Linked DNA regions of Homo sapiens: region 1 is linked to region 2. A link is a contact called in ENCODE Hi-C or POLR2A ChIA-PET data. All regions are on one chromosome and are shown on one strand. Each heading gives the region's core, a stretch centred on a gene start or an enhancer-like site at or near the end of the contact. The rest is flanking DNA. Distances are from core to core; before and after follow the strand shown. Region 1 overlaps TMPRSS9 (transmembrane serine protease 9). Region 2 holds the start of BTBD2 (BTB domain containing 2).

The links. Hi-C counts contacts between places; a loop is a spot of excess contacts on that map. ChIA-PET counts read pairs that join two places held with the same protein, here RNA polymerase II (POLR2A). Pooled maps may share reads with other maps.
Region 1: POLR2A ChIA-PET joins it to region 2 with 19 read pairs in A673. The contact joins the enhancer-like site here to the promoter of BTBD2 in region 2. A Hi-C loop is called at or near these places in 2 of 37 single-sample maps with no recorded cell type and 9 of 50 pooled maps. POLR2A ChIA-PET finds 5 or more read pairs at or near these places in 2 of 52 experiments (A673 and HEK293).

What each region holds. Positions count from the first base shown.
Region 1 is chr19:2,377,441-2,384,052 of GRCh38, reverse strand. All of the region lies in intron 1 of TMPRSS9 (transmembrane serine protease 9), which reads right to left. Among named protein-coding and RNA genes, the nearest start is that of TMPRSS9, 20 kb to the right of the region's middle. Within about 2 kb of position 2,417, at least 2 of the 41 ENCODE cell types and tissues checked have a DNase peak (open chromatin) inside an H3K27ac peak, as active enhancers do.
Region 2 is chr19:2,012,826-2,019,326 of GRCh38, reverse strand. BTBD2 (BTB domain containing 2) reads left to right here and starts at 3,613. Exons shown (of 9, transcript NM_017797.4): 1 at 3,613-4,030. The coding sequence starts at 3,624. It overlaps LOC107985278 (a long non-coding RNA gene), which reads left to right. Exons shown (of 4, transcript XR_001753845.2): 3 at 2,027-2,144; 4 at 2,233-2,982. RefSeq lists silencers at 3,807-3,956, 3,967-4,016.

The sequences.
Region 1 (6,612 bases), core at 1,168-3,667, 370 kb before region 2:
TTGCTCTGGACACCCGTGGGGATGAAAACCAGGCCTCGGTGGGCAGATAAGATACAGAACACCGCATGGAGCTTGAGTTTCAGACAATCAAACATCCTTTTGTAGCCTAAGTGTGTCCCTGGGATGGTTCAGTCTATGCAATACCTTGGCCGGGCTTTGGTTCTTTGGTCAAACATTATTCTAGCTGTTTCTGTGAAGGTAATTTTTAGATACAATTAACATCTATTTATTTATTTTTATTGTTTTGAGATGGGGGGGTCTCACTCTGTCCCCCAGGCTGGAGTGCAGTGGTGTGATCATAGCTCACTGCAGCCTCGACCTCCTGGGCTCAAGCGATCCTCCCACCTCAGCCTCCAGAGTAGCTGGAATATGGATGTGTACCACTATGCCAGCTAAGTTAAAAAATTTCTTTGTAGAGTCAGGGTGCAGTGGCTCACACCTGTAATCCCAGCACCTTGGGAGGCCGAGATAGGAGGATCACTGGAGCCCAGAGCTCAAGACCAGCCTGGATCATGTAGGGAGACCCTGCCTCTAAGAAAATTTTAAAAATCGTAATTTTTTTTTTTAGAGACGGGGTCTTGCTATGTTGCCCAGGCTGGTCTGGAACTACTGGCTTCAAGCCATCTTCCTGCCTCAGCCTCTCAAAGTGCTGAGAACCACTGCACCCACCCAGCCCAATTAACTTCTCCTTTTTTTTTTTTGACGGAATCTAGCTGTGTCACCCAGGCTGGAGTGCAGTGGTGCAATCTTGGCTCACTGCAAACTCTGCCTCCCAGGTTCAAGCAATTCTTGTGCCTCAGCTTCCCAAGTAGCTGGGATTACAGGTGCCTGCCACCATGCCTGGCTAATTTTTGTATTTTTAGTAGAGACGGGATCTTGCTATGTTGGCCAGGCTGGTGTGGAACTCCTGATCTCAGGTGATCCACCTGCCTCGGCCTCCCAAAGTGCTGAGATTACAGGCGTGAGCCACTGCGCCAAGCCCAATTAACATTTAAATCGGTAGATATTAAATAAAGCAGGTGACCCTCCATAATGTGGTGGGCCTCACCCAATCAGTCGAAGGCCTTAAAAGACTGAGGTTCCCCAAGAGGAAGGAAATCTGCCTCCAGATAGCCTTTGGGCTTGAGACTGCAGCATCAGCTCTTCCCTAGGTCTCTGGCCTGCCCTGCAGATTCCAGACCTGCAGCCCCTCAATGGTATGAGCCAAATCCCTAAAATAAATCTCAATCTGTGTGTGTGTACATGTGTGAGTCTGTGTGCGGGTGTGCATCTGTGTGTGCGTGTGTGCATCTGTGTATGTGTGGATGTGTGCGTTTGTGCGTATGTATCTGTGTGCATGTGTGCTTTTGTGTGTGCATGTGTGCATGTGTGTATGTGTGCACGTGTGCATGTGTGTATGTGTGCATGTGTGGTCTGTGTGTACGTGTGCATTTGTGTGTGCATGTGTCTGTGTGTGTGTGCATGTGCATCTGTGTGTGCATCTGTGCGTATATGTCTGTGTATCCACTCAATTGGTCCTGTTTCTCTGAAGAATTCTGTCTCTAATCTGTATTTTAGTATAAGTATGTCTCTCTTGTGCAAAATGTAGGACATTCTCCGACTCCTACTAAAAAAATGTTTTGACCGGGCGCGGTGGCTCACGCCTGTAATCCCAGCACTTTGGGAGGCCAAGGTGGGAGGATCGCCTGATGTCAGGAGTTTGAGAACAGCCTGGCCAACATGGCGAAACCCCATCTCTACCAAAATAAAAAAATTAGCCGGGCATGGTGGCACATGGTTTCTTGGGAGGATGAGGCAGGAAAATCACTTGAACCTCAGAGGCAGAGGTTGCAGTGAGCACTCCAGCCTGGGCAACACAGAGTGAGACCCTGTTTAAAAAAAAGAAACGTTTTGGTTGTTAATCTGAAATTCTGGCTGGGTGCTGTGGCTCATGCCTGTTATCCCAACAGTCTGGGAGGCTGAGGCAAGTGGATCACCTGAGGTCAGGAGTTCGAGACCAGCCTGACAACATAGTGAAACCCCGTCTCTACTAAAAATACAAAATTAGCTGGGCGTGATGGCACACGCCTGTAATCCCAGCTATTTGGGAGCCTAAGATAGGTCAATCTCTTGAACCCAGGAGGTGGAGGTTGCAGTGAGCTGAGATTGCGCCACTGCACTCAAGCCTGGGCGACAGAGCGAGACTCCGTCTCAAAATAAATGAATGAATGAATGAATGAATGAATGAATACATATCTGAAATTCTAATGTCTCCGAGGGTGCTAAATGTTTTATTGTTGAGTCTGGCAACCCTATGCTGGGGCCCAGCCAGAATGTTCCCTCCTCAGGGGAACGTGTTCCTCTGGGAACAGCCACTCCATGCCTGGCCGCTACCATCCAGAGCCAATGAGAAAGGAGAGATGTACCAGGGTGGCGGGGAGTGAGGCAGGGGCGGCATGGAGCAAGGCAGGGGCAGCGTGGAGCGAGGCAGGGGCGGTGGGGAGGCAGGGGCAGCGGGGAGTGAAGCTGCACCACACTTTCCCATTTACTCTTACGCTTGAGTTGAACTGCCTTCAGACGAGCCAGAGAATCTCCAAGAATCACTTGATGGATGGTTTAGAAACAAAAGACACCGAGATTCACTTCTGTGATTAGAGCTGGAAAGGCACATTTAGAGTATGAGCTCACTCCCCAACACACACACACACACGCACACACACACACAGTGTTCATTCAACCCCAGCTGCCTCTGCTGACCCTGCCCCGCGGGTTTTCTAAGGATTCCTGTGTTCTCTAAATGGTCTTGTCATCACCATTATTGGTTCACAGAAAGAACTCCACAGCTATTTAGCATCAAACATAGAAGCGCCATTCATTTCACTCTCTCCATCCAGCCAACCTTTACGATGGGCCAGGCCTGGCTGCGTCGAACCCTGAATGAGACAGATACGATTCTCTGAGCTCAGAGAGCTTCAATCCAAGTGGAAGAGGCCCAGATCCATTAACATGATGCTACAAGAATGGCTCAAAACTAGAAGCACAACCAGAAACTTTGAATCTGTGTACAGGGGTCTTTGATTTAGACACGCCGTCAGGGGAGGGTTTTCTGAGAGAGTGATGAGTTATTCAAGTTCGGAAGGATAAATAGGAATTGAGTAAGCCTCCAGTGGAAGGAACGGATCCTACATGGCAGGGATAAAGTATCTAGAATCCCTGTGGCAGAAGTAAGGAAGTCAAGGCTATTGTAGAGAAACTGTATTAGTCAGCTATTGCTGTGTAACAAATCAGCACAAACTTAGCAGCTTCAAACAACATGCACTTGTTACCTCCTCACTTCCTGGGGTCAGGATTCTGACAGGGTTTAGCTGGGCCTTCTGCTCAGCATCTCATGAGGCTGCAATCCAGGTGTTAGCTGGGCTGCATTCTCATCTGAGGCTTGACTGGGGAAGAATCCACTGTCTTTTTTTTTTTTTTTGGTGGAGTCTTGCTCTGTTGCCCAGGCTGGAGTGCAGTGGCACAACTTTGGCTCACTGCAACCTCTGCCTCTCAGGTTCAAGTGATTCTACTGCCTCAGCTTCCCCAGTAGCTGGGATTACAGGTGCATGCCACCATGCCTGGCTAATTTTTTTTTTTTATTTTTAGTAGAGACGGGGTTTTGCCATGTTGGCCAGGCTGGTCTTGAACTCCAGACCTCAAACGATCCACCCACCTTGGCCTCCCAAAGTCCTGGGATTACAGGCATGAGCCACTGTACCTGGTTTTTTGTGGGGTTTTTTTGTTGTTTTTTTTTAAGACAGGGTTTCACTCTGTGACCCAGGCTAGGGTGCAGTGGCACAATTGTAGCTCATTGCAGCCTCGATTTCTTGGGCTCAAATGATCCTCTTGCCTCAGTCTCATGACTCTCTGCATGATTCTCCCACTAAGTGGGAGCTGAGAGCATAAACAGTCATACAACACCAGCAAGGTCCAAAATGGCAGCCACTGGCCCCATGTGGCTATTAAAACTAAAGTTAATTACAACCAGCCAGGTGCAGTGGCTCATGCCTGTAATCCCAGCACCATGGGAGGCTGAGGCACTATGGGAGGCTGAGCACTATGGGAGGTCGAGACCAGCTTGGGCAACATAATAAGACCCCATCTCTATAAAAAATAGAAAAAGTAGCTGGGCATGGTAGCATGCACCTGTAGTCCCAGCTACTCTTGAGGCTGAGGATCAGTGAGCCAAGGAGGTCGAGACTACAGTGAGGTGTGATTGTGCCACTGCACTTGAGATGGGCAAGAGAAAAGAAAGAAAGAGAGAAAGAAAGAGAGAAAAGAGAGAATGAGAGAGAGAGAGAGAGAGAAAGAGAAAAAGAGGAAGGGAGAGAGGAAGGAAGGAAGGAAAGAAAGAAAAAGAGAAAGAAAGAAAGAAAGAAAGAAAGAAAGAAAGAAAGAAAGAAAGAAAGAAAGAAAGAAAGAGAAAGAAAGTTAGTTTAGGGAATGTCAGGGCCTAGTGTGGGGTGGGGTAGGAGAACTGTGAGAGGTGAGGCAGGAAGGCCCAACAGCCCCATCTGGAAGGCTGCTGTGCACCACACTCAGAAGCTCAGGCTTGCTGGGCACGGTGGCTCATGCCTGTAATCCCAGCACTTTGGGAGGCCGAGGCGGGCAGAACACGAGGTCAGGAGATTGAGACTATCCTGGCTAACACAGTGAAACCCCATCTCTACTAAAAATACAAAAAATTAGCCAGGCGTGGTGGCGGGCACCTGTAGTCCCAGCTACTCGGGAGGCTGAGGCAGGAGAATGGCATGAACCTGGGAGGTGGAGCTTGCAGTGAGCTGAGATTGTGCCACTGCACTCCAGCCTGGGCGACAGAGCAAGACTCTGTCTCAAAAAAAAAAAAAAAAAAAAAAGAGAAAGAAGCTCAGGCTTTGTCTTAGGACACACGTTGCTGGAGAGCTGTTCCACATCAAGCACATTTAGAAAGTTTTGCCACCTACATTCTTGACTTCTCCCTCCAGGTATCTAATATGGTTTGGCTGTGTCCCCACCCAAATCTCATCTTCAATTGTAGTTCTCATAATCCCCATGTGTCATGGGAGGGACTAGGTGGAGATCATTAAATCATGGGGATGCTTTCCCCCATCCTGTTCTCATAATAGTGAGTTCTCACAAGATCTTATGGTTTTATAAGGGGCTTCCCCTTTGTTGGGCTTTCATTCTTCTCTCTCCTACCGCCATGTGAAGAAGGACATGTTTGCTCCTCCTTCCGCCATGATTGTAAGTTTCCTGAGGCCTCCCCAGCCATGCTGAACTGTGAGTCAATTAAAACTCTTTTTCTTTTATAAATTACCTAGTCTCAGGTAGGTTTTGTTTTTAGACGGAGTCTCGCTCTGTCCCCCAGGCTGGAGTGCAGTGGCACAATCTTGGCTCACTGCAACCTCTGCCTCCCAGGTTCAAGCAATTCTTCTGCCTCAGCCTCCCAAGTAGCTGGGACTACAGGTGTGCACCACCATGCCTGGCTAATTTTTGTATTTTTAGTAGAGATGGGGTTTCACCATATTGGCCAGGCTGGTCTTGAACTCCTGGGCTTGTGATCCACTCACCTTGGCCTCCCAAAGTGCTGGGATTACAGGCATGAGCCACTGCACCCAGCCTTGGGTATGCTTTCATTAGCAGCATGAGAACAGACTGACACAGTGTCCCGTCAACACTTACAGGGACCAATGGTCCCAGTTTGCCCAGGACTGTCCCTGTTCAGCACTGAAAGTCTCATGTCTCAGGAAACCACTCAATTCCAATCAAACCAGGACAGTTGTCACCCTATAAGTAATGCCTAAACACAGTTGTCTGAGTCTATTTTTGTCCTGCTGTAAAGAAATACCTGAGACTGGGTGATTTATAAGGAAAAGGGGGGTCAGGTGTGGCAGCTCATGCCTGTCATTCCAACACTTTGGGAAACCAAGGCAAGAGAATTGCTTGAGGCCAGGAGTTTGAGACCAGCCTGGGCAACATAGTGAGACCCCATCTCTACGAAATGTAAAATTTAAAAATTGACCTTTCATGGTGGTGCATGCCAGTAGTCTCAGCTACTCAGGAGGCTGAGGTGGGAGGGTTCATCACTCGAGCCCAGGAGATCGAAGCTGCAGTGAGCTATGACTGTGCCAGCCTGGGTGGCAGAGGGAGACCCTGTCTCTGCAAAAAAATTGTAAAAATTAGCCAGGCATAGTGGCACATATCTGTAGTCCCAGCCACTCAGGAGGCTGAGGCAGGAGGATCACTTGAGCCTGGAAGGTCGAGGCTGCAGTGAGTTATGATCACACCACTGCACTCCAGCCTGGGTGACAGTGAGACCTTGTCTCAGAAAAAAATAAAGAGAGAGAGAGAGAAGGAAGGAAGGAAGGAAAGAAGGAAGGAAGGGAGAGAGGGAGGGGGAGGGGAGAGGGGAGGGGAGAGGGGAGGGCAGGGGGGTAGGGGAAGGGGTAGGGGTAGGGGAGGGGGAGGAGAGGGGAGAGAGGGGAGAGGAGAGGGGAGAGAGGGGAGAGGGGAGGGGAGAGGGGAGAGGGGAAGGGAAGGTGAGGGGAGGGGGAAGGGGAGAGGGGTGGGGGGGAGAGAGGAGAGGGGAGAGGGGAGAGGGGAGGGGAGAAGGAAAGA
Region 2 (6,501 bases), core at 2,364-4,863:
AGGAGATCGAGACCATCCTGGCTAACACGGTGAAACTCCGTCTCTACTAAAAATACAAAAAAATTAGCCGGGCGTGGTGGCAGGCGCCTGTAGTCCCAGCTACTTGGGAGGCTGAGGCAGAAGAATGGTGTTAACCCGGGAGGCAGAGCTTGCAGTGAGCCGAGATCGCGCCACTGCACTCCAGCTTGGGCGACAGAGCAAGACTCTGTCTCAAGAAAAAAAAAAAAAAAAAAAAAATCTCCACATGGCCGAGTGGTTCACACCTGTAATCCCAGCGTTTTGGGAGGCCTAGCGAGAAGATTGCTTGAGCCTAGGAGTTCATGAGCAGCCTGGGCGACAAAGTGAGATCCCGTGTGTGTGTGTGCCTGTGTGTGCGCGCACGCGTGCGTGTGTGTTAGGCAGGGCCTCACTTTGTCGCCCAGGCTGGAGTGCAGTGGCACAATCTCAGCCTCCCCAGCTGTAGCCATCCTCCCACTTCAGCCTCCCAAAAGCTGGGACTACCGGCACACACCAGAACACCTTGTTAATTTTGTATTTTTTTGTGGAGACAGGGTTTCACTATGTTGGCCAGGCTGGTCTCGAACTCCTGAACTCAAGTAATCTGCCTGCCTCGGCCTCCGAAAGTGCTGGGATTACAGGCGTGAGCTACCATGGCTGGCCTACAGCTCTTTAAAAAAAAAAAAGTCCAGGCGCGGTGGCTCACATCTGTAATCCCAGCACTTTAGGAGGCCGAGGTGGGCGGATCACGAGGTCAGGAGATAGAGACCATCCTGGCTAACACGATGAAACCCCGACTCTACTAAAAATACAAAAAAAAAAAAAAAATTAGCCGGGCATGGTGGCAGGCGCCTGTAGTCCCAGCTACTCGGGGGGCTGAGGCAGGAGAATGGCATGAACCTGGAAGGCAGAGCTTACAGTGAGCCGAGATTGCACCACTGCACTCTGGCCTGGGTGGCAGAACGAGACTCCATCTCAAAAAAAAAAAAAAAAAAAAAAAAAAAAAAAATCGTGAACATCTCAGCATTCCGTAAAGTTCACCCTTTCCTCAGACAACCTACCATTTTGTTAATTTCTGTCACCATGGCAGGTATGCCTGTTCTGCACCTTCATCTAGAAGGGACTGCACAGATGTCCTCTTTAGGATTTGGCTGGAAAGATGTCACTTTGCAAATGTATGAGATGAGAGATAAGAAAGTTGACATTTAGAGGCCGGCTGTGATGGCTCCCGCCTGTAATCCCAGCACTTGGGGAGGCCAAGGCAGGCGGATCACCTGAGGTCGGGAGTTCGAGACCAGCCTGACCAACATGGAGAAACCCCGTCTCTACTAAAAATACAAAATTAGCCGGGCGTGGTGGTGCATGTAATCCCAGCTACTCAGGAGGCTGAGGCAGGAGAATCGCTTGAATCCGGGAGGCGGAGGTTGTGGTGAGCTGAGATCGTGCCACTGCACTCCAGCCTGGGCGACAGAGCAAGACTGTCTCAAAAAAAAAAAAAAAAAAAAAAAAAAATATATATATATATATATATATGTATATACATACACACACACACATATAAAATTAGCCAGGCATGGTGGCAGGCGCCTGTAGTTCCAGCTACTCGGGAGGCTGAGGCAGGAGAATGGCGTGAATCTGGGAGGCGGAGCTTACAGTGAGCCAAGATCGCGCCACTGCACTCCAGCCTGGGCGACAGAACGAGACTGTCTCAAAAACAAAACAAACAAACAAAAAAAAATTAGCCTTAGCCAGGCGTGGTGGCGGGTACCTGTAACCCCAGCTACTCAGGAGGCTGAGGCGGGAGAATTGCTTGAACCAGGAGGCTGAGATTGCAGTGAGCCAAGATCGCCATCACTGCACCCCAGCCTGGGCAATAGAGGGAGACTCTAAAAAGAAAAAAGAAAAAAGAAAAAAAAATTGTAACTACCTCAACCACCCACTCTGGAGAACTGAAAATAGCATTATCACTTGGGTTTTTTTAATACCCTATTTTCTTTTTCTTCTTTGTTTTTTTTTTTTTTCGAGACAGGATCTTGCTCTGTTGCCCAGGCTGGAGGGCAGTGGTGGAGTCATAGCTCATCAAAAGCTCAACCTTCCAGGCTCAAGTGATGCTTCCGTCTCAGCCTTCTGAGTAGCTGGGACAACAGGTGCGTACCACCACGCCTAGTTTTTTTTTTGTTTTGTTTTGTTTGTTTGTTTGTTTGTTTGAGACGGAGTTTTGTTCTTGTTGTTCAGGCTGGAGTGCAATGGCGCGGTCTCGGCTCACTGCAACCTCCGCCTCCCAGGTTCAAGTGATTCTCCTGCCTCAGCCTCCCGAGTAGCTGGGATTACAGGCACCCGCCACCAAGCCTGGCTAATTTTCGTATTTTTAGTAGAGATGGGGTTTCACCATGATGGGGTTTCACCAGGATGGTCTCGATCTCCCGACCTGGTGATCCGCCCGCCTCGGCCTCCCAAAGTGCTGGGATTACAGACGTGAGCCACCGCGCCTGGCTAATTTTTGTATTTTTTGTAGAGACAGGGTTTTGCCATGTTGCCCAGGCTGGTCTCCAACTCTTGACCTTAGGTGATGCACCCCCCGCCTTGGCCTCCTGAAGTGCTGGGATTACAGGCGTGAGCCACTGCGCCCGACCTGGTTCCTCAATCTTTGTGGCATTTGTCTACCTTGACATTATGTATGTAGTAAGCGTTTTGGGGGAGTCCCAGCTCCGTCCACACTGACCACCCCCCACACCTGGCCTGGAGAGGGTGCTGGGCGTCTGCTGAGTGTCAGTGCACGTGGCCTGCATCCTGCTCGCTCATCCGCAGCTTCCCGGCCTCAGGCTATGTCTCTGTACAGCGGAGCCTGCGCCACGGAGCAGGCCCGCCACCTGGGTCCGGGGTCTGGGGTCTGGAGTTTGCGCTTGGTCTTTGGGTTGGGGGTTCCGGGTCTGAGGTATGGGATCTGGAATCCGGAGTCTGAAGTCTGGGGTTCAGAGTCTGGGATCTAGGATTCAAGGTCTGAGGCCTGGGATCCCGGACTGAGGTCTGTGCTCCAGGGTTTAGGATTCCCGGTCTGGAGTCTGGGGCCTGGTGCCTGGACCCCAAATTCTGGACCTCGGTCTGGAGTCTGGGCTTCAGGTCAGGATGCTTAGGGAGTGGAGCAAGAGGTCTTCCACCAGCTCCTCCCCTCTACAGGCCCCTCCTACTCTTCCCTCTCCTCCCCGTCCCCTCCCCTGCAACAGCCTCCCCCATTCACCTCCCTTCTCCCCTCCCTCCTCCCCTCCCACCTCCCCTCCTTTCCCCTCCCTCTCCTCCCCTCCCTCCTTCCCCCTCCTTTCCCCTCCCTCTCCTCCCCTCCCTCCTTCCCCCTCCTTTCCCCTCCCTCTCCTCCCCTCCCTCCTTCCCCCTCCTTTCCCCTCCCTCTCCTCCCCTCCCTCCTTCCCCCTCCTTTCCCCTCCCTCTCCTCCCCTCCCTCCTTCCCGCTTCCCCTCCCCTCCCTCCTCCCCTCCTTTCCCCTCCCTCCTCTTTTCCCCTCCCCTCCCTCCTCCCCCTCCTCCCCCTACTCTCCTCCTTTCCCCTCCCTCCTTCCCTCCTCCCCTCCCTCCTTCCCTCCTCCCCTCCCCCGCCCACGCCGCAGCCACAAAATGGCGGCGGGTGGGAGCGGCGGGCGTGCGTCGTGCCCGCCGGGGGTCGGGGTCGGCCCGGGCACGGGGGGCAGTCCCGGGCCCAGCGCCAACGCCGCCGCCACCCCGGCCCCCGGCAACGCGGCCGCCGCCGCCGCCGCCGCCGCCGCCGCCGCCGCCGCCCCTGGGCCGACGCCGCCCGCCCCGCCGGGCCCCGGGACAGACGCGCAGGCCGCGGGCGCGGAGCGGGCGGAGGAGGCGGCGGGCCCGGGGGCGGCGGCGCTGCAGCGCGAGGCCGCGTACAACTGGCAGGCCAGCAAGCCCACCGTGCAGGAGCGCTTCGCCTTCCTCTTCAACAACGAGGTGCTGTGCGACGTGCACTTCCTGGTGGGCAAGGGGCTCAGCTCGCAGCGCATCCCCGCGCACAGGTGGGCGCCCCGACCCCGCCAGCCCTGGCCCCGACCCACCCAGCCTGCTGCCCGGGCCCTGCACCTGAGGCCCTGCACCCCTCTGTCCCCGAGACCCCCGCACCCCTCCATCCCCGAGCCCTGCACCCCTCTGTCCCCGGGACCCCTGCACCCCTGCATCCTCAGGCTCCGAACCCAACTCGGCCTGCACCCCGGGGCCTGCACCTGAGGCCCTGCACCCCTCTGTCCCTGGGACCCCTGCACCCCTCCGGTCCTGAAACCGACCCGGCCTGCACCCCGGGGCCTGCACCCTTCCATCCCTAGACTCCACCCAGTTCCCTGGGCTCTGCACCCCTCTGTCCCTGCCTCTGCACCTCTCTGTCCCCAGACCCCACCAGGCCTGCACTCTGGGCCTCTGCACCCCTCCATCCCCAGGCCCCCCTGGATCCTCCACCTCTGGCTTGCGCCCCCAGCCTGTTCCCCGGGATCCCAGGCCCTGTACCCCTGGGACCCCTGCTCTCCTCCGTCCCTGGACCCACCCAGCCTGCACTCCGGTACCCTCCGTTCCTGGGACCCTCCAACTCGGCCTGCACTTGGAGCCCCTGGGCCCCTCCATCCTCAAACCCCACCCAGCCCGCACCCCAGAACCCTGAATACCCCATCCTCAGGGCCCTCCACCCCCCGCCTGCACCCTAGGACCCTCCATTCTTCCATCCCCAGGACGCTCCATCCCTGGACCTCACCCCTCCCTGCACCCCAGGTCCCCAGACACCTCTGCCCCCAGATCCCTGGGCCCCTCCACCTCCGGCTGGAACCCCTGCCTACACCCCAGGCCCCTCCATCCCTGGACCCCACCTGGCCTGCATCCCTGGGTCCCCTCCATGCCCTGGCCCTGCACCCCCACCCACCACCCCTGGGACTCCTGTGACCCTCCAACCCTGGGACGTGTACCCCTATCTGCTCCTCCATTCCCAGGACCCCAACCCACTGTTTCTAGGACCCATGACCCCACATGCCACACCCCTCCATCCCTATACCCGGGGATCCTCAGGACCCCTCCATCCCCAGGCCCTGCACCCTTGCCTGCCGCCCCTCTCCCCCTGGGACCCCTACTGGTGACCCCTCCGTCCCTGTACCCAGGGACTCTCCAGGACCCCTCCTTCCCCAGGTCCTTCACCCCTGCCCACTGCCCTTCCACTCTCTACTCCCGGGGCCCCCTGGGACCCCACTACACTCAAGTGTGTCACCCCTGCATCCCAGGATGGAGAGACTTCTCCGCTCTCACCTGAGACCCCCCGTCCCCAGTCCTCACCACCTCAGTCCGTAACCCCCAACCTATGACTCCTGAACTCCAGGACCCCTCCCTTCAGGGGTCGTGCTATTTCCTCCACCCCCACCCATGACCACAAGACCCCTCCCTCTTCCCCCACCATCCAGGGACCCTGCCACTCCCACCCGCACCCCTGTGCGCCAAGACCCCTAGGCCTTGCTCCCTGCGTCCTCCCTGCTGCCTCCAGACCCAGTGACCCCCACCGGAGACCCCCAGGCTCAGCACATGATCTGGATCAGAGACCTTCAAACCATGCTGCTCCCCTCCAGGGATACCCCCTGCCCGCCCTGCAGTCCAGATCATAGACTACCATCCACAGCCCCTCCAGCCCCGGACCCCCACCTCAGCCAGAGACCCCTGGGCCCTGCCACCTCCCACTTCAGTGACCACCCACCTCCAGCTCCGCCACTGCCAGGCTCTGGACCCTGGACTCTGCAGAAGGTTGTCTCCCCTGGGCCCTGCTACCCCCTGCACCCCATCCTATGATCCCCTGCCACCAGGCCACCACCCTAGACCCCTGCCCAGACTCCCATCTCCGGGCCCTTCCAACCCAGAGACCCCCAGCTCCGGGGTCCCTCCCTCCCCAGCCCCCAGCCCTCCTTTCTGGGAAAGAAGTGGGTTTGGCCCAGTATCTGTCTTTGCCAGTGTGCGGGGTACCGGCCCCAGGCCCCAGGTTCCCTCCACTCCCCGGTCCCTCTTACCCTGCCCCTCATTGGTCGGGGGCAGGGGCTGGGTTTTCTTGCTGCGGGCACTGGAGGGGGAGGGTCCTGCCCTCCCTTCTGACCTTCGGGTGCTTTTGTTAACGTGTTCTGGCTTCTTCCTGGGTGTTTATGGGCAGCTGGGTCTCCTTTCGTGGGGTCCTGCCCTGGGCGGTACTTAGCAGAGGTTCCTGCCCCTGGAGGGTTCCGGGGCCTCCTACGGCTTGTGCCGTCCGTGTCGCCGTCCCTGTCTCTGTCGTCCTTAGCTGCTGGGCCTCTCCTAGCTTGGAGTGAGGGGCGGTGGGTTTGCTCCCTCCACCTGGGTGGTCTTTGTGCTCTTTGGGGAGGGGGTAGGTTGGATGCAGCTGGAACTCACCCAGCAGCAGGTGCAGCTGGAGAATCCCAGGCTTTCTGTTTGAGGGGGGAGGTGGGGCGCCCCGGGCACCGGCTGACCTTGGGACATG